Linked DNA regions of Mus musculus: regions 1 and 2 are each linked to region 3. The links are chromatin loops, found by intact Hi-C in ENCODE. Cell type or tissue: gastrocnemius. All regions are shown on one strand.

Region 1 (8,000 bases), 160 kb after region 3:
ATTACACAGGCAATGGGAGAGGCCCCCAGGACACACAGGATCTTGACGAATCAAAGCTATCGACTCCTCAGTTGTGTAGCCTCCAGGATGCGTTTGCGGGAAAGGCCTTAGAAGGACACACGCAGCCCTGCCACTTTGCTGCTGTAGGGAGGGGGTCTTCAGCAGAGTTAACACTGCAAAGAAAGGACTTGGCTCCAAACGCTGATTCCCAAGAGTCTGTGTGACAACGGTCTGACATTGACAGAAGTCCAGGACTCACCCCCTGTGTCTGTCTAGGCGCACACAGGGAGGATGAGAGGTCTCCGTGGCAGGTAGTCTGGAAGCCTGGGTATGGACCCACTCTCCTCACTGTTACTAAGTTAACACTAAGGAAGCGTGAGAAGCATGGAGCTGTCTGTGGGGGCAGAGGTACAGAACTTGCCCAAGAACACAGCTCTAGAACCCAGCTCTCCTGACACCTGGGCCAGTGCACTGTGAGTCACCTACTCTCTTACCATCATCAGTCTGCATAAAAACCAAGAAGCCACAGTCACTCCTGCACCCTCTCACAGAAGGACCCAAGGAGAAAAGTATATGCAATCTTACACAACCACTACATTGGGAGTTCACTGCTCCTACTAGGCTGGACTTTCCCCAAGACAGGGTCTATGCTCTTCATCTTCCTTCCCCATGCCTGACACAGCCTATGCTAATGCCTTAAGTCCACACTGGCTAAATGAATGAGTTCTAAGAAGTTTAGGGCACCACTCAGGAATGAGGCCAGTACTTTCTTACTTATAAATCCTGTTTCTGGGTAGGAACCTTATCAAATTTATCTCTACGGATGAAGGAAATCCTCAAAAATAAGCCAGAAACCAAAACTAATGAACGTAGACTTCAAAACAGATACTTAGGTAAAATTTAAAAACAAACAAACAACAACAACAACACCCCACACCTCCATGGGTCACAGTTGCCATTCCTTCTAAGGAAGGTTAGAACTTTCTACCTAATACCAGAAGGAACAAACAGGTCCCATGTCACAGGAAGGACCTGTGTGCATCTCACCAGTAGTTAAGTGCCAACTCACAGGCAAAGACTAATGTTTCAGGACATTCTGTGTAATTAATGAAACAAAGAAGCACCCAGGCCTGAGTGTCTCAGAGGTCAGAGCAGAAGTGATAAATCACTTATAAAAACAATTCCGTGAAAAGACATACAAAGGAAAACAAGCACAAGGCCATGCCCTTCCTAGTTAAACAGAGTCCTTAAAGAAGGGAGGGGCCCTGGAAGAAGCAACAGTGAGATCACGTGACTAAGCCCTGAGTGGGTGACCTGCTGGACAGCCAGGTGTATTATAACACTAAAGTCGTGTATGATAGACAGGAATGGGAGTCTGGCGTTATAACTACGTGGTTTTGTGGCTACGTGTGCCTTTTAGTCCTCTTGCAATAGAAAGGGATGTATCAGATTTGATAAAAGTTATCTCACATAATTGAGAATGAAACGCTATAGGTTACAGTAATCCATTACTTGAGTTACACTGTACAGTACAGCTCACTGGGCATCGTTAAAATCTTACCTAATTAAAATAGAAAGACAGGACTCAGAACCCTGAAGTTCCCCTTGCTCTACACAGTTCTGCATAACCATGTGAGAAGCTTTAAAAGCAGATATCCTGGGCTGGGCAGCTGCTTCATACACAAGCATGAGGACCCAAGTGTTAAAACAAGATGTGGTGACTCTCCTTCACTGGGGAGGCAGAGTCAAGGGGATCCCTGGTGCTCTCGGGTCAGGACGAATCAGCAAGCTCTAGGTTCAGTCAAAGGCCTTGTCTCAAAACACAAGGACAGCGATTAAAAAGGACAGTGATGACAACCTCTGGCTTCTACACACACACACACACACACACACACACAGAGAGAGAGAGAGAGAGAGAGAGAGAGAGAGAGAGAGAGAGAGAGAGGGAGAGGGAGAGAGAGAGAGAGAGAATATGCCCAACTCCCATACAACAGCTCAGAGGTTCTTATTAAGTTCATGAAATCTGTTATTCTAAGAGCCGGCGATCTGAGACATACTGCAGGACACATCACTCCAGGCAATAGAGAGCAAAAAGGGCTGTGTGCTGACCTGGCCTGGTGGCTCTGTGATGAGTACCAGGGGAGACAGGAAAGAGTAGGTAGGTAACTCAAAAGCAAGAGATGAAGGATAGTGTGCTAGGAAGGAGGAGATGGAGAGTCACTCAGGGGCAGAAGCAAAGGAGCTCACTGAGTCACCAGGTGTGGGGCTGAAGACAGGAGTGTCCAGAGCCACCCAAAGCATCCCACCAGAACCCAGCTTACATACTTTGTGTCCTCCAATGCCCTCAGCACAAACCCTGCATCAATTAAGACCTCAGTATCTGTGGTTGAATCCCAAAGAACAAGAGGGTCACTACCCCTGTAGTCCTATACCCCTGAACCTCCAACCACCAAACCCTGAGGATGGAGCTGAGAGGGGGTTCATTCCATTGCTCCATAAGTCATGAAATAACAGAATGGTCAGCAGGATTCAAACCAACAGGACAAATCCACCATCAATCAAAACAAGAACCATTAAGTAAATATAAGAAGAAAGCATTTAAAATAAGAACCCAGCATCTGAAGACCTTTCCTTGTTTAAATAGAAATCTGGTCCATACGCTCAGCCCAAAACATGATATCTCCATCAAATCCCCTCCCAAGCTCAGGGAACCCTGTAGAAGAGGAGGTGAGGCTCTAATTCCTCTGTGTGAAAAGCCTGCTCTATATATTATGGTTTCCAGATTGGTGTTCTTGTGAGACTCCTCAATGTGTGAATGAGTGGGTCTGTGTTTCTTGTGCCTTCTCTTGGGCCCTCTTCCTTCTGTTCACTTGCTTTGTCCAATTCCAATGTGTTTGTTCTTGTTTTATCTTATTACATTATATTTTATTATTATCCCTTGGAGGTCTATGTGTTTTCTACTGAGAGATAAAAGGGGGCGGGTCCAGATAGGAAGGGAGGTGGGGGAGGGGAGAGGGGAGGGGAGGGGAGGGGAGGGGAGGGGAGGGGAGGAATGGAATCTGGCCCAGGTCAGTGAACCCTATGGATAGCACTGAGTATCAGCTATGGTCTTTCTCTCCATGAATTTCTAGGCAACAAAAATTCTTCCTATAGTAGACACAGGAAGCTAAGGCACATGGAGACTGCACTCAGGAACAACTACTGGCTCCCTACCGCCTTCAGGACACTACAAGCTTTGAGCCAGGTCCCCAGCCCAACTGCTTTCAGGACAGAGTCCTAGCCCCTCAGCACAGCATGCAAGAAGGTGCGGTATACCTTGGCCCCTTTCCCAAACCCCCTTGTCTCTCCCAGCCACAGGAACCATCTGCCTCCATACTGAAGAAAGTCTCAGAAGGTAGCCCAGACTCTCAGCAAGTCTCCGATGCTCTCTGAGCCTCTAATTCCACCGTGTAAAAAGCCTGTGCTATCTAATTTACAGTTGTTGTGAAGCCGTAAGACCCTGAATACAAATGGTTCTCACCATTCCACAGAGCCCCAGCAGACCCCTGTGGAAAGTTCTGATCCCAATTTTCACACTCAGTGTCATTTCCACCTCTGCGTCACAGCCATCGCTGGTGGCCTGCAGCGCCCTCCTTCTGACAGCTGCTAATGCAATCCTTTCTTCTCCTCAGGCCCCTCCAGTGGCACTGCTATCCAGGATGGGCCATTTGCGCCGCCAAAGCTTCAACCCATGTAACTCTGGCCACTGGCCAACCCCTTGGCAATCACCCAGTGCCTTCCTGGTCTGTTTTAATTCTCACCCAGTCTTGACTACCGGAGTTCTGTGAAGTTTTTGTATCACTAGTCCCTGGGATGGAATAATCTATCACATTTCTCCCCATTTTGAAAGACAGTACGGTGACATGGCTGGTACACGGTGGTGGATTGCTCAATCCCTCGATCTGGAAAACCAGGACAATGTGTGTTAGACAGCTGGCATTCATTCCTGCCTACATCAGGGGCCTTGAGTTCGCTCAACCCCGTGACCATAGGCCATTTGAGGACAGCTGGCAGGAAGGAGGAGACACCAAAGAACGCTGGGGTTGTTGTGGGGCAGCCACTGCAGGTCTACGGGAGTGAGAGAAAGGTGAAAACTTCGCAGGCATGCAACACAGACTCCTTTCCGTATGCTCTGATACCCTCCACTGACAAAAGCAATTAGGAGAACGATAGGTGTCACTTCACAATTCCAGGTCACAGTTCACCATCCCAGGGAAGTCAAGTGGCAGGAGCTTGAAGCATCTTGTCACATCCAGTCAAGAGCACTGAGAGAATGCTTAGTGCTCAGCTAGCTCTCTCCCTTTTATCTAGCCAAGGAATTCTAAGCCTAGGGAATGGTGCCACCCATAGTGGGTAAGCATAATCAATAGAGTTCCTACACATGCCCATGGGAAAACCTGATCCAGAGAGTCTCCCACTAAGACTCTGTTTCCAGGTGAGCCTCAGTCCTGTCAGACTGACTGTTAGATCTAACCATCACTACATTGTAAAGAAGCAGAAGGGGTTCCTGCGACACTCCTAAAGTTGCCCAGTGTGCTGATATCCATCACCTCCAACAGCCCAGCACTAACTCCTCAAAAGTGAGTGTTGGACTGTTTGCTTGCTTGCTTTGGAAATGAGGTCCTACTGTGTAACCCAAACTGGTGCCTCTAGAATTTAAGGATGACAACCAGACGTGTGTCACCATGTCAAGGCTTCTGATGTTTTTATTTTCAGTAATAAAATGGTTTCTGAGGATGGGAAACAGAAATATTTCATTACGAGGGTATTTTAAGGTTAGGGCTCACTCTATAGAGCCCCAGAGAGACAGCCTTCCCAACAGCGATCCTAAATTCTCAGCCATGTCCCTGTTCTGCCCAGGGCTGAACACCTGACTCATCTGGAATGACGATGACAAGCATGCCACACAAGGATGAGGGTGGGCGCCTGCTTACTGGACACTGGGTCTAGATCACTCTCATCACAGACACAGATACACACATTCCAGTACAGCAAGACACGGGTGGGGAGTTGGCAGACATTGAGAGCCATGTGGAAGAAACCATGAAGCCAGACCAGATACCCAGAGAAGAGCAGTGCTCAGTGTCCACGTGGTCTCAGAAGGACAGGACCAGTTCCAGGCACAGCGGACCTGAGGTGAGCTGTGTTGCTCCTGGGCTCTGGCCTATTGGACTGCTTATTACATCCCTAAGATAGATGTTCTTTTACTTAAGCCAACCGAGGTGGCTTTCTTTTCCTTGTAACCAAATATTCTCTGACTATAGCATTTTGTCAAACCAAACAAAACCACTCCTCTAGGAAAACCCTCTTATAATCTATTTCAACTGACAGCAACTATTTTTGTCTGATTTATTACCACTGAGCGCCCTTCCTCTGGAAGGGGGAAGGGCTGCGATCTCTCTTAAAGCTAGGCTAGTTTTACACCAGCAGGGCCAGCCTGTGTGTGTAGCCCTTCATAATGCATTTGAACTAGTTTGGTCAGCTTACCAGGAAAGCAAGGGAGCCACCACATCAGTATCTCTGTTGCTAAGGCAACTGCTTACTTTCCATATCAACTGCACACTCGTTGCTATGGAGACGCACATACAAAAAAAAAAAAAAAAAAAAAAAAAAAAGTCCTTCTCTGGCCAGGGACCAGATGGCAGAGAACTCACCGAAGTCTTGGGGTAGGGGACTTTGCTAAATAGGATGCTAAACGGATGTGTCCTGGAGTGCACTTTCTCTCATCACATAGGAGATGCAGAGCTACTCCAAACACATTTAGGATTTGCATCCTTATTGCAGAAAGCAAAGAGCTAAAACAGAGATCGGACTTCTTTCTGACTGAGAGGTAATCCAGGAACTCTTGGTTCCGTTCCCTGTGCACTTCTTAGTTATTCCATTGCCTCTGCATTGCCTAACTTACACCTGGACCCTGACTTTCACCGAGCTTCATGTTCATACAGCAAACATTCAACTTGAAGGCTCTACTTAGATAGTTTAACGGTAGCTCAAAAAAGAGACAGGCAGACAGACAGAAGACAGACAGACAAAAACATTGAGGCTCGGCATGGTAATACAAACCTTTAATCTCAGCACTCGGGATGCTGAGGCAGGTGGATTTCTGTGAATCGGAGACTAGCTAGGGTTACATAGTGAGACCCTGTTTCTAACAAAAAAACCCTATCTCAAACTGAACACTAACAAATTCCTACCCTACCTCTCCACCCAAATGTGCCCACGTACCTGCACCCACAGACTGCGATCTTGAAGCACGCCAGAGTAACCGTCACCACTCAAAGGCCAATACTCTGCTCCTGTCCCTTTAAATGTCCAATTCTGCTTCTATAGATTTCCTGAAGCCTTCTTGCTGCTCTTTGGACATTCGCAACCATTACCACCTCAGAGCCTTCGCAGGGCTTTGTCTTGCTGTCCAAGGCGCGCCCAGCCAGTTCCTCTGAAGAGCCTCTTGAACTCACCGCCCTCCTGTTCCCTTCTACTGCATCTCCTCCCTCTAACTTTCTTCACCGCACCCATCACTACCTGCCCGGCCCACGTAATGAAGTGCTGTTTAGCTCATCTTCCACCCCCCATCCTTAGGACAGTCTAGATCACCCAGTGTCTGACAGGTACGGCCTTTGTGAACTGTTCGTTGTTAAATGAAGGGAGGCTACTTTTTTCTGCAAATAAGAGTTAATTTTTACTTTGCAAACTCCGTGTTCCTTGAGGTCTTCCGAGCTCAGCACAAACACTATCTATCGCCTTACATGACATCATCCACAGCTGACTCACCCAGCATCCCGGGACTTACACCAGCATCCCGGGACTTACACCAGCAGTGTTGGGGGAGCCAGGGGGGTGGGGGGGGGGGGGTTACGTCCTGGCTCTGTGCCAGGCAGCTTGGAGTCAGTGTTCACATGATTTGACCTTTCTTTCTAAGACAGCATATACAAAGGTTCTGCTTCCTGAGTGTCTTCAAGCTAATGACATTAGTTGAATCACTTATAGGTCTTGTCCCAGAGGACAGGCACAGCCTTCCAAGAGACACTTCAAAGAGATCCTGTAAGTGGAGGGGAACCCTGGACTAGAGCCCCTAGGGTCCAGAGGAGACCTGGAACACCCTAGGAGCTGTAAGGGGAAAGATGTGGGAGCAGCCAGCTCTGCCAGTATTTACTGCCTCCTGCTGAGTTCAAGGCACAGGTACTCAAACAAGCCCAGGCGGGAGACCTAGCTCAAAATCAAAGGCTCTGTTCCTGGAACTGCTGGGAATCTTACAAAGCAAACCATCAAGTTATTATTAAAAGAACAACTTTAGGCACGACTATCTTCAACGATATACTTTCTTGCTTTTCTCTTATCCATCTTGGCACACACTCTATCTTTACCTCTACCAAGCTACTGCTTTTGAAGATAGTCAATGCAATTTAACCAGAATATCTTGAAGTAAAACTTCAACTGGACTATTTTAAAGAAAGACTACATTGGTGACTTTAAGCTGTCCCCACTGTTGTTCATGGAACCTTCCAGCCACCACCTCTCTCCTTCTCTTTCCTCTGATACTGTTCAACACACCTCTAGTCCAGTGACATGAGTCTCTGCATCCAGACCTTTGTGTCAGAAGATCCCATATGACTTAGTAATTGTATGTGTGTGTGGGGGGGGGGGGGGGGTTTACATCAAAACTACATTTCCCAGTCTTCCTTGTAGCTACAAGAGATCATGGGAGTAGAAGATAGCCAATCAAATTTTAAAAAGGGAGCGTCCCTTCAACCTGCTAATTCCACAGGACCCTACTTGTCTTTCCCTTCATTTCTGCGGTGGCTGATGCTATCCTGGACCATGAAACACTTGAACAGAAACCAGCAATGCACTAAAAATAACAGCATTAGACTCATCCCCGTGGCACAGCAATACTTGTCGAGCTTGCTTACATCAGCAGCATTTGCCTTTTCAGCACCAGCCGTGCCTCAGCCTATCTGTTC
Region 2 (8,000 bases), 91 kb after region 3:
GTGAGTTCTCTTGTGACTCACGTGACTCTTCTCTAAGCCCCAACAGTACTGCTGTTGACTTAAGATTTTAAATACCAACTGCCCAGCCAGTTCCCTGCTGCAAGCCCTGCTGCCACCAGAGAAATTACAGACGCTGCCAATGTGCTAACTCCTTTACTAGGCTTACTTACTAGGCATAGGCTCGGGCCCCTGCACACACTCAGTAAATTCTGGTTTATTATTACAACCCCAAGTAGAAGCCGCTCAATACACTCTCTTCATTGCGCTAATAAAGCATAGCTTAAAAGTAATTACTACCATGAGACAACTGAGGCAGCTGACTTGATGAAGAAGGGCCAGTTAGCTCATCATGTGTGAGGCTGAAAGTCCAGATGACACATGGCAACCCTTAGCCATAGGGGTCTGTCTCATGGTAGAGATGGCAACGGCAGGTGTATACTACATCTCAAATACTTTGTGGAACCAACCTTCACTTCATAAAACAAACTTCCATCATCACTACCCCTGCCCAACAGCAACCCCTGGAACCAGGTCATTAACAGAGGTGACTATAAACACAATGGCCAAACCGTAGTAACCACTAACATAGAAACCTAAGTACCTAAGGGAGGTGGGGAAGGGGGCATTTCTCAAATGCTGCAAGTCTCTGGGTTGGAGCAAGCTGAAGGGGGCAGTTCCCATGCCATCCACTCAGGCCGTTATGACCCCAGAGAGGACTCACATACATAAGGCTGGGGCTGGGGCTGAAGGACAGAGGAAGCCCCAGTCCATCACCTTCCTATACCACGGTCTCCCGAGGTCTTGGCAATGGTGAAGGGTGGAACCACGGGGTTTTCCCAGAGAAAGCCCAAGGCTTTAGACAGCACTGAGTTACATCCCCAATTTGATCGTGGCAGATTTTCTAAGTCCTTGGACCAGGCCTAGAACATAGAATCCAGAACTGGTTTGAGGCAGTCACCACCACATGTTGGATGGGACTATTACTGCCACCCTCTCAGGTCTCCCCTGAAATAATTCCACTTTCAAAGAAAGACATATTTCTGTCATTCAGAAGCCACTAGAACCTATTTTTGGAGTTTTTGAAAAGATCAGAGCTCTAAATATTTTAATTCATCCACATTTCTGACACAGTCTTATTCTTGGTGTTCCTCAGGATGCTGGTCAGGTGAGGAAAACGGCCTATTTGTCTGGAAAACAGAGATTCTCCTTAGTCTCCTGGAGACAGTTTCTTTGATAGTTATACCCACCAAAGATGACAGGAAAATTAAATGGTAATTTGGGAAGCTGGTGACACAGCAGGAGCCCTGCCTAAGTGTGTCATCAGGGAAGGGAGCCCAGGCTCCCCAAAGTGGATTCCTGAGGAACAAGAACAGGTAGAAGCTGATGCTGGACTTATTTACAAGCTGGCTCGAAAGCAGAACAAATCTATTTAAATTCCTGAAAAGTAGTCACTGACGTCTGCCAGAGTCACACTTGCGACTGGCACTGACTGGCCTTTGTCTGGATGCCTCCCCCGGCACATTCATAGCTGCTGCCCTGCACTAGAGTGACACAGTCCCTTGTCCTCCTCCCCAGGTGTCTCCTGACAGCCGTTCTTATAGTCATTTGGTTGTGATTGTTCCCCAGGCGCCTCCAGAGTCAGCAACCAGTAAGCCTGAGGAACCCTGCACCCCAAAAGTCACACTGGTCCTCTTCCAACATCACAGGGGCTGATGCCAGGGCAATGGACTCCCCCTGTGTATCTATCTCACTCCTAACAGCATGCAGCTTTCCCAGGGAACCCAGAAAAACATCACCCCACCCCCACCCCCTTTCTGGAAGCAAAAGCCAGAGAACAGTGCTACACTTCCATGGCAGAAGTAAATCCACAATGAACATAGCCTTGGAAAAGTAAAGTCAGCTGGGCCTTGGGGGCATGGGCTTGTAATTCTAGCTCCTGCAGAGGTAGAGGCAGGAGGATCGTAACCGCAAAGTCCGTCTGTGTTACAAAGTTTCTTCAAGGCAGGCCTAGGCAAATTAGTGAAACCCTGTCAAAAGGGGACTAGATACAAAGCCCAGCGGAAGAGCACCTGGCTAGACCTGAGGGAGACCTAAGTTCAATATGTAATACCCCTCCACCCCCACCCCCTCCCCAGGGCAGAGGGGCAGAGACCTCTTGGCGTGTTCAGGGGCTGAAGCGCTACAAAGCTCTACACTGAACACTTCTCCAGACATTTTTCCTAGGTGTAAAAGGAGGGTGTGGCTGCACTGGATATTCTGTTCTTCAGTTTTGATTTTATTTCTTTCAACTGATACATAATAGCTGTGGTGCGTGTGAGTTTCATATGTGTGTATACAGCAGGCAAAGATGATAGCCAGGTAATTGGCATATCCATCACCTCACACACTATCATTTCTTTGTGTTGGGAACAGTCAAAATCTTCCCTACTATTTTGAAGCACACAATTAATTGTTGTCAATCACAGCTACTCTACGGTGCAGGGAACATTAAAGTTATTCTTCCCACAGAACTATTCCCTGTTCCTTCTGCTTCTAATTCCTATGGCATCAGAGAAAGTCCACATAATTAAAGCCTTCAACCTACTCAGGAAAACCTCAGGCTCCTGTGGCCTCCGCTGAGACTGCTTCCTGACACGGGATGTGTAGGTTCTACTTCTCGTCTGCTGCTAACTGGCTGTGGGATGCACCCTTCTCAACAGAACTCTAACCTGAGAGTTCCTGAAGGGTGTGGCTCCTCTCCCTCTCTCCTGCCCTCCTTCTCCGATGCTTCTCTCCACCTCTGCCTTCGTCACGGGAGTCACATGGCCTCAGTTTGAGGACTGCTCCGTTGCTGTTGCTCTTAGCTTTTCTAGGGAAGCTCCTTTATATGTAGGACATCCTTTAACTGCATGGAGCTGCTGAACCTTACACAGGAGATCCATGCACGCACTTAGCAATGTTTTTACCTTTTATATAGTCCAGGCCATCTAGCAGGTGATGAAAGGCACCGGCCTCTGGCTCCCCCTGATCGGTGCCACTTCCAGGTTGCTGAGCGCCACACCTGCTCTGGCTTCCTCCTCTGGCATCCCTCACATTCGTGCTCTTTCATTCTCTGGGTACCAGGCTGCTTGTGGCCTCCCAAGTACAAGTAAATGCTCTCACCTTAGTGTCTACTCTAGGCAGCTACCCTCTACTTAAAGCAGCTGCCTTCCCCATCCTTAATGCAAGCTCTGTTCATTCTACACAATGCTGCCCCTCCAGGCTGTCTCCTTTTCTCCACGCTCCATGTATAAAGTAGATAGAGTCTGTCTTTATATGCATCACACACACTCTTAAGTGGATGGCAACAGCAGGTGTATAGCAAATGCCTCAGAAAGAAAGGGAGGGAGGGAGGGAGGGAGCAGGGTATGGTAGCACAAGCCTTTAATTTCAGCACTCAAGAGGCAGAGGCAGGCAATCTCTGTGAGTCTATAGTCTACATAGTGCCTGGTCTACATACATAGTAAGCTACAGGACACCAGGGCTACACAGTGAGTGAGACCCGTCCCAAAAACAAAAACAAATAATAAAAAGGAAGAATGCTAACTAGCTCTATGAAGTATACAGACCAGTTACCAAAACCCTCTTTTTTTTGCTAAGTGCTCTTTATTCAGAATGGTGACGTCACTTAAAAGTGTCAAGCAGGAATAGTAAGGGATCCAAGGCACACACACACACACACACACGCACACGCACGCATGCACGCACACATGCATCAGCCAGTTCCTGATATCTGTTGACTTTTGTCGTCTGCAGAAGCAAAAGAGAACTGAGAATTCAAACACTGAAAGTCTGGTAGCTGTTTCTGAGTGAGAATAAGTCGCTGTCTTCTCAGACTGGGCACTCTGCAGGGCAGTCCTGCCATCGGCCCCTATCTCTGCATCTGGCTGGACTCAGAGCCAAGGCAACCAAGCACTAAATTAACACTCCCACAGCTGCAAAGGTTCAAGGGCTCTGAACAGGGGTGGCCTACCTAACTGAAGGACAGATATGCATGCCCCTTTGTCTCCCATATCAACAGGCTCAACCTCTGCAGTCCCACAAACGACCCTCTGTCTCTGCGGCTGCTGTTGAATGCAGCTGTCCTGGCTCTTCCTGGTGATCACTCCTCTAAAAATAGCTCTGATGCTGTCGCAGGGAAACTTGAGCAGGTCCTGAAAGCGGATCCCCTTTTAGTCTGAGCTGCTTCGACTTTAAAAAACAGGCAGCTATGAACATACCTTCATGTGTCTGCATGATGCTCAAGTAGTCATGTAGCTCACAGCAAAACACAAAAGATAAGACAACACACACAAAGCCATGCAAATGACAGAGCCGCAGCACCAGGTCTGCCATGTCAGACTGTCGTGTTTGAGCCCAGACTGAGAAACCTGACTGTAAGAGCAGATGCCATGAAGATCCCGGGGACACATCCTGCCAGTCCAGACTTCTGACTGCTTGGGGGAGGGTTAGGGCAGGTGGTAAAGAAATTGATTACATAGAAAGACTTGTAAATATGGGGTACTGGGTTCTTAAAAGTCCTACTAAAATTTGCACCTATTAGCTTCAACAGGACACCAAGATTGTCTGAGTGTGGGGAGTTATCACCAGAGATACAGTCATTTGAACGACAGAGCGGACTTTATACACTACTGCATCTTTAACAATAATTTCTTAACAAGACAAAAGGATTTGCACTTATTGCCAACAGCTTGCTGGCAGCCAACACCAGGCAGGATGAGCTGCCTGGCAAGAGTCAAGCCAGCTCCCCTCCCCACCCCCACCCATCAGAAAGGGCCACTTCTAGATCTAGACTAACTTCAAAACAGATAAATATTTAAATTTGATGTTTGTTAAGAAATTGGGATGGAGAATCCAAGAATGACTCTTATTAAATAGATCTATAATGTAGATTTGCCTTCCGTTCATGATCACAGAAACTTAGGTGCTTCTATGACTTTTCTGACTCTCACAAATATGATACTAAACAAATCACACATTTGTATTTCAACCCCCCCCCTCGGCAATCGTATGTGTGTGTGTGTGTGTGTGTGTGTGTGTGTGTGTGTGTGTGTGTTTTAAGAAGAGTGTGAGAAAAGGGGCCTGGGAGACCTAAGCCTTTGTAAAATGTCAGTCACCCCAGATCTCTCAAGGACACAAAAATTCCCACAGGTGCCTAGAACTCTTTACACAAGATAGCACAGTATATGCACACATGCACCAGCTAATCTCTGGGTTACCAAACACAATGCAGATGCTATATAAACTGTTACAATACTGTACTGTTTAAGAAGTAATGATAAAGGGCATGTATAATATGTTCAGGATAAATTCTATTTCAAGGGCTGGAGAGATGGCTCAGTGGTTAAGAGCACTGACTGCTCTTCCAGAGGTCCTGAGTTCAATTCCCAGCAACCACATGGTGGCTCACAACCATCTGTGAGGGAATCCTATGCTCTCTTCTGGTGTGTCTGAAGACAACTACAGTGCACTCATATACATAAAATAAATAAATATATCCTTTTAAAAAATTCTATTTTTTCCCCCAAGTAAATATCCTTGGTTTTGTGGATGTTCAAGCGTGAGGGTGTAGAACCCAAAGATACCCAATCAGGAACCACACCATCATTTTCATGAATTCTTACAGAGGCGGAGCTCAGCAGCTTCCTGAGGAGTCTCCCTTCCTCTTCTTCTGCTCTAAAGAATCTGCTTCATCCCCATGAGGGGAGCTGAGGAGAAGGCGCACGGGCGGGCGGGCGGGCGGGCGGGCGGGCACACACGCGCGCGCACACACAAACACACACACACACACACACACACACACACACACACACACACACCAATCCAGCTCTGTCTCCTGTGTAAAATATACAGCATTTTCTCTAAATTAAACTCTATTCATGTTTAAAGCTAAGCCATACAGCTTAGATGGGAAAGATGGCTTACAGTGTTCCGGAGTGTGGATTAAAAGACCCCTATTTAATGGCATCTGCAGATTACATAAGATTAAATTTTTAGTACCCAGAAATAAAACTTTAGTGGACACAACAAACTTGAGTGTGCATGTATGTGTGTGTGTGTGCTAATTTTATACTATATATTTACTATTTTACTCTTTATAGAAAAAGCCTACAGACGCCTACAGTGAGGGGGGAAAAAGAGGCTAGTTCTTGGAGACAGAAATTGATTTTAGATGAACTTTAAACATAACAACTGAAACAAAGCAAACAACCCATTTGCCACCGTGAGGCCCCTAGTCTGGGCTGCTCGGAGAATGCATTATTCAGTGACTGCACTACCAGAATTCCCAGAAAATAGTCCCCATGGAATGCTAATTTCATTACTATTAAATTTCATAATCATGACTTGGAATCCATCTCCTTTCAGCTAACCCAACCCTCCCTCCACCTCCGCACATACAAATTCAAACTGTTTTTGCTTCGACTGTCTCTCTCCTCCCTGCTGTTATGAATGGAACAATCTGGGGGCTCCTTAGATCATCTGTGTAAATCTACACCAGTGTTTAAGTGGAAATAATTCTGGTTGTTCAAATCAAAGCATGCAGACTGTTTTCAGGGCTGAGGGGAGTATGGAATCAATTACGGTGGGTGTGTGAGTAAGTCTGCCCACTAGCTAAGGCTAGACAGAGCGTGAGCCCCTTGAGGAAGTCGGATCAGAAGAAGGTGTGGGCATGCTCACGCTCGCTCGCTGATTTTGTTGCTCTGTCCTTTGGGTGCCGCGCTTAACACTGCTTGCAGCTTTTCCTGTAGCTCCCTAGTTGCTTGACTTTTGCCTCATTGCCTCATTCTGGTGTGTGTGTGTGTGTGTGTGTGTGTGTGTGTGTGTGTGTGTTTAAGTGAGACAGGTGGACCTTTCTCAAGCTCGTCCCCACCCTAGTTTTTGGGACAGTACCTCAAGGAGTTCTCCAACCTGGCTAACAGGGCTGGTCAGGCCCCAAACATCCTGTTTCTGCTTTCCCTGTGCCAGGATGACAAACCCACAAACCTGGATCTGGCTTTTAGGAGGGTTCTGGGAATGGCTCTCACACCTGCACGCAGCGTCTCACCCTTGAGCGAGCTCCTCAATCCCAACATACATGTTTTGGATGTATTTTGCATGTATTCTGCATGTATTCTGCATGTTCACAATGAGATTACCCAAACCATCCCAATCCCACTGCCAACCAAACCTTTAAGGAGTGCTATCTTTTAAGCCATCTAGGATCACTTAGGAATAATCCTATAGTAATCACTGATCAGCAGAAAACCAGCTCACCTTTTGCCGATACACATAACCCTTGGGTGCAGCACACTGGCATGAGAAAGAGAGAAAAGACTGCCAGACCCTGTCAGTATTCAAGACCACAGCACTTCTAGAAGATCCAAATGGACAATGAGAAATTGTATTTATTCTCCTGCTTATAAATGACAGAACTACTCGTCCTAAGATGGTTGTGAATCTTCTAGACTTAGCTGAGGATACCTCCTTGCTCTGTTTTCAGCAGGCCCACCATGCTGGCTGAAAGAATGGCAGTATTTCCAGTCTGCAGTGGGAAGGGCTGCTAGGAGGGCTGAGGACACCTGGTGAGCGAGCACACTGCTCTCCTGAGGCCGGTGGCACACCTCTTACCACACATGCCTACACTGATGGTCAAGCTGCCCAGCAACTGGGAGAACCGATGAGCAGATCACAAAAGGCACCCGTTTCAAATAACCAGTGACCTACCTAGCTTGGCCTGGAAAAAAAAAAAAAAAGAGACACCCAGAAACCTGAAGGTCAGTTATCTCCTACAACTCTGAGGAGGAAGTGCATGCAGAAAGCACTGGAGGCCAAAAGGCAGCTGGGATCTGAAGGGGAAGCTAGGGTGCAAGCAGAGGGGCTCAGCTTGTAGAGAAAACAACGGTGTCACGGCAGAGGGCAGGCACAAACAAGCACGCCCTGAGATGGGTCCCAGAAGCCTGGACACCTGTTCCCTAGCTGTGAGCATACACACTGGTCTGAGC
Region 3 (8,000 bases):
GTCTCTGTGGAATCCGTTCTCACCTTCCAATTTTATGTGGGCTCTGGGGATCAAACTCAGGTTACCAGGTTGGCACAGCAAACACCTTTGCCAGCTGAGATGTCCTGCCTGCCTGAATATAGACTTCTTTAATAGGCTGTCCATTACTTTGGGCTTTCCGTAATTCTTGCTAATGAATTTTTGACATTTCTCTTCTAGGTTTATACAAGGTTCTTGTTAGAAGGTCTTCCAAAAGAAGGATGAAGGCTTAGACTGCCGTTCTTGCCCAAGTCAGTCCCACAGCACAGCCCTGTGTTCAGAAACATCCCTAGTCTCGCACTGTAGCTAATCAATGTGTAAGGCACAGTCAGAACAAACTCATTGCCAAGCAGCAGCCTAACTTCAGAGGACCGGTGAGGTTACTGGAGACAGGAGGATAACTAGTCACCCTAAGAATGCGGGTAGTGTTGCAATATTCAGCTAGTTACTCCATGAGGATGCAGTGTCCGAAAGCTTAATTACCTGATTTATATTATCTGATACCAAGGCTTTGTATAAAATTGCTTGAATTAAGGCAGTGTGAGACTCTTTTGAGTATCGCCATTTACACCACAGGGACAAAATGGAACCTAGAAAACAGACTCACACTTAGTATGGCCAAGTGAGCTTTGACAAAGGTAGGTATCAAGGCAGCAGAGTGTTAGGAAGTATCACAGCACGGGATTAACCCTTTGGGATAAAAACAAACCTTGACCCTTACCGGATACTGCACGTGAAGATTAATCATAAATGGATTTATAGTTTACAATGGGAAGAGACAGGTTCAGGAGAACTCAGAATTGCAGCTACCTGCTGTAGTCTACTGAGTGTGTATGGGCTTTTGTCAGCTGTCTGGAGACTGCGGGAGAGGGGTTCGAAGACTTCTGATGGCATTCCCAAAGTCATTGGATGAGCTTAATGCTGACACTGTGGGCGTCTCACTGTGGCTCTCACGGAGAACAGTAAATGGATCGGATACAATGGGCCACGTCACAAAAGAACTTAAATCCTGAAAATCTGTACCATGATTCTAACCATTGTCAGTAATTAGTGTCTTCCTCTGAGTCAGGGTAACTATAGTTAAATCGGAGAGAGAGACTGGGTGTGCGTGTGTGAAGAAATGCTAGGGTAAGTTCTAAGGTTGGTGTGGGGGTTATCGCCGCACAGATGGAGATGCCTGATGCCAAGTATAGGTGCCCTGAGGACTTGTTATGGGGAGCGCTGTCTGCACTGGACCTCGAAGGCAGAAAAGCAGCCCGCATACTCAGAAACGGTAAAAATAAATGCACTGCGTGCAAAAGGAAACGAAGAACATGGTCTTTGCTGCAGGAGGCCATCCCACTGTGGTAGTTTGAATAAGTAATGCCCTCCAGAGGCTCATGCATTTGAACACTTGACACTGTGTGTAGAGAAGGTGTAGCCTTGCTGGAGGCGGGCTCTGAGAGTGAACAGCCTGGCTCTGCTTTCCAGCCGACCCTCTGCTCTGTGCTTGTGATGGAAGGTGTGACTTTTCGGCTTCTGGCCACCGTCCCATCACAATGGACTCATCCCTCTGGAACCTTCTCCTCCTTGAGTTATTTTGGTCATGGTGTTTCATCCTAGCAGCAACAGAGAAGCAGCTAAGGAATGCAGGCACACTGGGACTTTACCCAGAGCAGCAGTCCGGAGCAGGAAAGTGGCCTGCAAGGAGGTGGCTAGGAACGCCAGGTCTGTGCCCCACTTCTGCCAGTTAATTGCTTTGTCTCTGAAGCAAGCTATGTCAACTCAAGTAAGCCAGGGATGTTTCACCCCCTGCAAGTGGTGTTCCCACCAAAGTGATCTTGCAGGGGAGGTTTACTGAGGTTAGAGACGCACTCATATCTAGGAAATGCGTGAGAGTCGGTATCATCGTCAGACCCACGTTCAACAGAAGAACCCCGAGGCACTGTGCCTCCCCAACCTCAGGTCAGCTGAAAACCCACAAAAGGGAACAAGACGAAAGCTAGACTGAGCTAGGCCTGAGCTGCGTTCCTGGTGACCGAGTGGCTAGGACAGCAATGACGACAGCAATGACGGCTCCTGTGATAATTTGGTTCCCAGGTACATACTGTCAGCATCACCCCTGGAAGGGAAGTGGGCCAATGGGAGTCACAGGGCACACTCATGTGGTCATGAGTCACCCGCCAATGAGGAGGACCCACGGTCAGAGGCCCATGCCCCATATGCACAGTTCTCTGCCTGAACGTCCAGACACTTCACACACCAGGACACTTCGGCAGGAAGGGAAAACAGGAAGAAACTGGCTCCAGCAAACACCTATTGGAGGCCAGGCTTTGGAGATACTCCTGACCCACTGTGCAGAGTCTAAGAAGGGCTCTGTGTAGCATGGCATCAGATAACACTGGGTATCCCACCCTAGTCAGGTGGCACAAACACACCTTGTAGGGTTGTTCTGAGGATTACATAAGGAAGGCTATGAAAACTGCTTAGCCTAGGGGCTGGTGATGTGTGCTTTAATGTCAACTCTGCTCCCATTATCCTTCAAGCAGCCCACATCACCTCTCCAGAAACTCCAGTGAATTATCTCTAAGGCACACGGTTTAATGGGGGAAATTCAATTCTTTCCAGTCTACTATGCCTTTGGTAGCTAGCCCTAACCCTACATACACATCTTCCCAATTAATGTGCTGTATTCATTTCAAAGCAACCTGGCAGCAGTAGCAGATGTGTGCCTGAGATTTGAAACTGCCTGGGAACGTTTACGTAAGGTGGCTCACCCTCTGAACCCAGCCCTCCTTCTCAGGGGAGCTGCTGAGTCTGGCCTCCAGTCCCTGCCATTTCTTGGTTTTCCTCACTGGCAGCACACTCCAGACTGAGATGGTGAGCATGCATGTGCCCGCTCACTGGCTGCCAAGAGCCAGCTGTGACACTTAAGTGTGCCTCCATCTCTTCTCCTTTCTGTCCCCACCCGCAAGTGTCAGGAATGAGGTCTCTGGAAACTGGCACAGCCAGTTCACAATGGCTCTGTGGAAAAAGGCATTGAGAGCCGTCTCCTTTTCCACTGAACACTAGGCAGGAATATGAGCCCAGTCGCCTGCCCTTAGCCTAAAATTAGCATCTTTCTTTCCCTTCTGTACTGGCTGGTTTTGTGTGTCAACTTGACACAAGCTAGAGTCATCAGAGAGGAAGGAGCCTCAGTTGAGGAAATGCCTCCATGAGATCCAGCTGTAAGGCATTGTCTTAATTAATGATCAATGGGGGAGGCCCAAGCCCATGGTAGGTGGCGCCATCCTTGGGCTGTTGGTCCTGGAGCTCTATAAGAAAGCAGGCTGAGCAAGCCACATGAAGCAAGCCAGTAAGCAGCACCCCTCTATGGCCCCTGCATCAGCTCCTGCCTCCAGGTTCTAGCCCAGCTTGAGTTTCTACCTGACTTCCTCCAATGATGGACTATGACCTGGACAAATAAACCCCTTCTTCCCAACTTGCTTTTTGTTTGTGGTGTTTCATTACAGCAATGGAAACCCTGACTAAGACCCCTTCTCTCACTATGCACCTCCTGAAAAAAAAAAATCAATACATTCAAAGACCAACACAACCCATCACCTCACGTTCTGAGATGGAGTTAGGAGGCAGCTCAGTCAAATACTAAAGAAAATACACATTTGAAGGCAACTTCTAACTCTGTGTGCTCAGTAGAAGAGGTCTAAGCATCCCTTTCTGGTCGACAGCATTCCCATCTTTTCTCCCAGCAACCCGGGAGAAGAGAACGGTTGCTGGAGCCACTGCACAGGCTTCAGCACCAGACTCCCCAGCACTTACTGGTTTTCTTAAATGTCTCCAAGGCCTTCTCAAATCAGCTAGACTGTGACACTCACACCTGGCCAGGGAGAAGCAGCATGGATCAGTGCATACTCGATGGCCATTGAGCTAGGGATTGCTTGTCCCTGCCCCCCTAGCACCAGAATTACAGGCATGTATTCCCTAACCCCAAACCCCACGTCTGGGACTCAGGTGCTCACACAAGTACTACTGACGGAGCCACTTTCCAGGGTCTAAAGCTCATTTCTGTTCTGAAAGGTCCGAGGCATAAAACAAACATTCCTGCACACTGTGCTGGCCATCAGCACTTCACCTGCCTCGCTCTTTGATATGCATCTCCCTTAGTCTTTGCAAGGTCTAAAATTAACCTCAGCAGGGAGCTTGCAGCTCTGCCATTGGAGGGCAGCCCTGGCTAACACTATGAGAGGCCATAAGTAGAGCAGCAGGCCATTCCTGCCATCATTCCTCCCCTGAAGGCACCCTTTCCACCTGCTTGCTTGGAAGCAGGCTGGGGAAGGGCTGTCACGGCAGGCAGGGCAGGCAGGGCACAACCTGTTTCCTGTGGTCTTTCTTCTGTGGAGCCCTATATAAAGGACATATACCCCGGTTCCAGACAGCATTCCCCACCCCTCTTGGTCCATTCTGCTGTTTTGTTTATTATTGAGAGTTCCGTCTCTGGGAAAATTCCAACCAAGGATTATATAAGCCTTTGGAGATGGCTTATGGTGACCTAGTTTCTCCACAGGGGTTAAAGATGATTCATAAGGATTGTCAAGGGAGCTACTAGGCAGGTGATTCAGGAGATGCGAGCAGCTGAGATCCGTCTACACCACCACGTTTTAGGGAGAGACTGGAGTAGGTGGATAGATTTTGATTTCAGAAGGTAAGATGAGTAGACAGCCATGCTCTTGGCTGTTCTGGAAGTGGCATTTTGCGCGCGATGGCCCTTCTTGCAGAATGTATCCCACACACTGAGTGACACCAGGGGCACGAACTGTTAGAAGCCAAGGCTTTAATTAACTGTGCCTCTCTGCAAATTGCAGTAGACAACTGAAACAAGAGGGGGTGACCCTCGGGACTGCAGTCCGACCCCTGCAGGGGGCACAGGGCTCCTGGGTTCTCACTAGCGTCTCAGGCAGACTCTTTTCTAAAACTCACTGAGCATTAGAGACAGTGTGCTGGCCCTGGCTTAGACTTTCGGATGCCAAACAGGGAAGAAATCTAAGGGGCTGCCACTTGGTGACCTGAAGTGCAGTGGCTACAAAGCACAATGACAAAGCGGGGTGGGGGGAGCCCTTTCTAGCAACCAAGCTAGCCTGTTAATTGCCAGGACTGAACAGTGCCAGGAGAGGAGGTGGGTAGCTTGCCACTCAGAGGGGCAGCTCAGGGGTGAAGCAGGAAGCTATAAATAGCAAGGCGCGAGGAGGCTCTATAAACAGAGCCTGGTCACAGCACCCAGCCCCAGGGAAGAGAGCAGCAGAAAACATATGGGGTTCTCAGAAGCCAGGCTGGCCAGCTCCTGACCATGGGAAAAGGTCTGTGTGAACCCACAGAGAGAGGGACACACAACCACGAGCTTCACTATGCACGCTGCCAGTTCTCCATCATGGAGGCTGGCTGTTGCCTTTATACATTTACTGAGGATTCATACCTAGGCCTGGGGCAACAGTAGCAGGGTGGGAGACAGCATCGTCATCATTCTGGCTCTGTATGATTTCTCCCTTTAGGGATCGAGGCACTGCCTCCAATCTCAAGGCAATAGACCAGCAACGTTGCCAGGCAGTAGTGGTACGCATCTTCAATCCCAGCACTTGGGAGGCCGAGGAAGGCTGACCTCTGAGTTTGAGGCCAGCCTGGGCTATAGAGCAAGCTCCAGGACAGCTACATAGGGAAACCCAGTCTTGCAAAACCACTCCCAACCCCAACCGGGCAATGTAGAGGAAAATAAAGCTATAGTTGGAATGGGCTAAAAAGACCTGTGGATATACTTCCCTCTGGTTGTGTCCACTAGGAGATGATGGATTTGACATGATCCCTAACTATGGCACGGTTCCAATCTTTAGGGGCTCTGCAGCCTGCCACTGACTGTGCTTACACTTGACCTCCAGATGGGAAGGCAGATATGAAGCCAGTGTCCACGCTCTTCTTGTTCTCAGTCCCCACTGCTGTTCCTGTCTCTGAGTGTGTCCTCTGGTGACCTTCATGGGCATCCCAGTGGTGCCTGCCAGGACCCTGGAGAGCCTTCTTGGCCTGGGCCCTCGAGAAGGGTGTGGCTACACTTTCACAGAATGTTGGTAAAAGCTTTCTTTTTAAAAAGCCCACTAAAATGATCCTACAGAGCTGGGTAATAGAGCTCCGTCAGAGTCCTGGTTTCCATCCCTAGCGCACATATGCACATAAGGTAAGGTGGTGCTTGCCAGAGAAATGGCGGCAGGAGGAGAAGTAGTTCAAGGTCATCCCTGGCTACACAGCAAGTTTGGGGGCCAGCCAGGATGACGTGGAACCCCACCCTAGAAAGAATGGAAAAAGAATCCACACCTTTAACACATGAGCGCTTTTAAAACTCAGTGCGGCACTTGGACGTAAATAGGACTGTGGATATTGCAGAAAGAGAATTACAGTTGGAGAGTTACAGGGATGGAGAGAGGAAAGGCTCGTTTGGCCAAGGAAATATCAAAAAGCAATCCTGTTAGCAATTCAGGAGAACCCAACCTGTGGTCAAGAGGCCAGGAATAAGAGACTTTCAGGAGAGACACTGAAGATCTGTTTAGTGCTCACTCCACACCCCTTGACTTTCCTAGACTCTCCATTCCCTTCTCAGCCTAGGGACCAGTCTATCTGAAGTACATACACATGAAGTAATACCCACAGCACACAGTGGCATCGAGCTGAGGAAGGGGTTTCAATTTACACAGCTCTGAGAGATCTGAGTGCTTCCACTAAGACAGGTCATGCCACCTTATCATAGGAACCTTTGCAGCCTGTGACTTGATTACCACTGGAGTCTATAATTTCTTCCTGAAATGTCATCTAAGAATGGATTTTAAGTACAGATTCCTCTGACACTTAAGAGCCACATTCCAGGCTAGCTAGGTGACCTGCTATCTGCTTAGCGGTAGAGTAGGCTGGCTGGAGGTGTGAGCAGCCTTGCCTTCCATAGGCCAGGAAAAGGAGGCTGGCAATGGGGAGTGAGTGTTCTGCAGTCAGGGCAGGTAAGGGTGGCCCCAGACACAGGGCCAGGCTCTCTGAATATGCTCACTTGGCAATATCTCTTGGATCTTTTAAAATTGGTACAAAGAAAAACGACGGGACAGGGGTCTGGAATTCTTATCATTCCACCATGAATCTACTGTGCATCTTGGGAGCGATGTTTTCTTGTGGGAAGTGCCACCGTCTCCAAAGTGGGGGGATTCTCATTGCTTTGGAAGGCAATGATATCTTCAGAAAGCCAGAGCTCCACGCCAGCCGGAAACATAGTCACAGGCGCAAGATAGGTAGGGAGCAGTCACTAGCAGTGTCACAGGAGGATCAGCCATGTCAAGTTACTTTCTGCACGTGTGACCGAGCAGCACCCTGACAGAAGACACGCAGATCTTAGTGTACCACCTCTCGGCTCAGTGTGGTTCTGGCCAGATGTGGGGCATGGACAGATGCAATGGCCTCAGGCTGTGAGGCGGGGGAGACATCTTGACTTCAGGTCAGCTATAAAGATGAGAAAGGGAAAGGAAAGACACCAGGCAGTGGGTGGGAGTCAGGCCCAAGCAAGGCAACGAGCGACCTGTCAACCTGTCATCATTAAGTCAACACTGCTCCGTGAGCCCTACTAAACTACATCAGCCCTGCCCTTCTCTCTGTGGCCACTTAGTAGGCAGGGTAGAGGTGATGCAATGTGGTACTGTGGTTCCATTTTAAGGCCAAGCCACTCATAGGCGGGCCAAACTCTCCAGAATGTACCCTAATATTATTGAAGACCTAGACAGGAAAAAAAAAAAGTTTACAACTGGGTACTGCTTAGCTCACTATGATGGCCCAGGGAATCTCTCCTACAGACTCATGGGGATGACTCCTGCCGGGGGGAGGGTGGGGGGGTGGGGGTGGGAGGACATCTCCAGCAGGAGTGGTTAGCGGGTCCCTTTCTCATCTCCTCGGTCCTGACAGTGAGAACTCGAAGCATACCTCTGCAC

Evidence for each region. Peaks named below come from ENCODE experiments on the same cell type or tissue, not always from the same donor. Only the 100,000 strongest peaks of a DNase experiment are listed, where the experiment ranks them.
Region 1: a loop joins it to region 3, with 2.4 times the contacts of the local background. A loop is called at or near these places in 2 of 42 quality-filtered maps.
Region 2: it touches region 3 in a loop (4-fold over the local background); 3 of 42 quality-filtered maps call a loop at or near these places.

What each region holds. Positions count from the first base shown.
Region 1 is chr12:99,370,506-99,378,505 of GRCm38, forward strand. All of the region lies in intron 2 of Foxn3 (forkhead box N3), which reads right to left. Among named protein-coding and RNA genes, the nearest start is that of Gm51999, 18 kb to the right of the region's middle. In gastrocnemius, a CTCF peak has its summit at 3,628; DNase peaks (open chromatin) are centred at 3,310, 3,742, 4,012 and 5,072; H3K4me3 peaks cover 1,132 bases; H3K27ac peaks cover 7,491 bases.
Region 2 is chr12:99,302,283-99,310,282 of GRCm38, forward strand. All of the region lies in intron 3 of Foxn3 (forkhead box N3), which reads right to left. Gm46371 (a long non-coding RNA gene) reads right to left here. Exons shown (of 2, transcript XR_001780668.2): 2 at 6,810-7,732. Among named protein-coding and RNA genes, the nearest start is that of Gm46371, 24 kb to the right of the region's middle. In gastrocnemius, no CTCF peak of the experiment used is centred here; DNase peaks (open chromatin) are centred at 1,570, 4,405 and 4,706; H3K4me3 peaks cover 3,314 bases; H3K27ac peaks cover 7,895 bases.
Region 3 is chr12:99,211,425-99,219,424 of GRCm38, forward strand. All of the region lies in intron 4 of Foxn3 (forkhead box N3), which reads right to left. Among named protein-coding and RNA genes, the nearest start is that of 4930474N09Rik, 53 kb to the left of the region's middle. In gastrocnemius, a CTCF peak has its summit at 4,215; DNase peaks (open chromatin) are centred at 2,903, 4,275, 5,106, 6,043 and 1 more place; H3K4me3 peaks cover 2,031 bases; H3K27ac peaks cover 6,401 bases.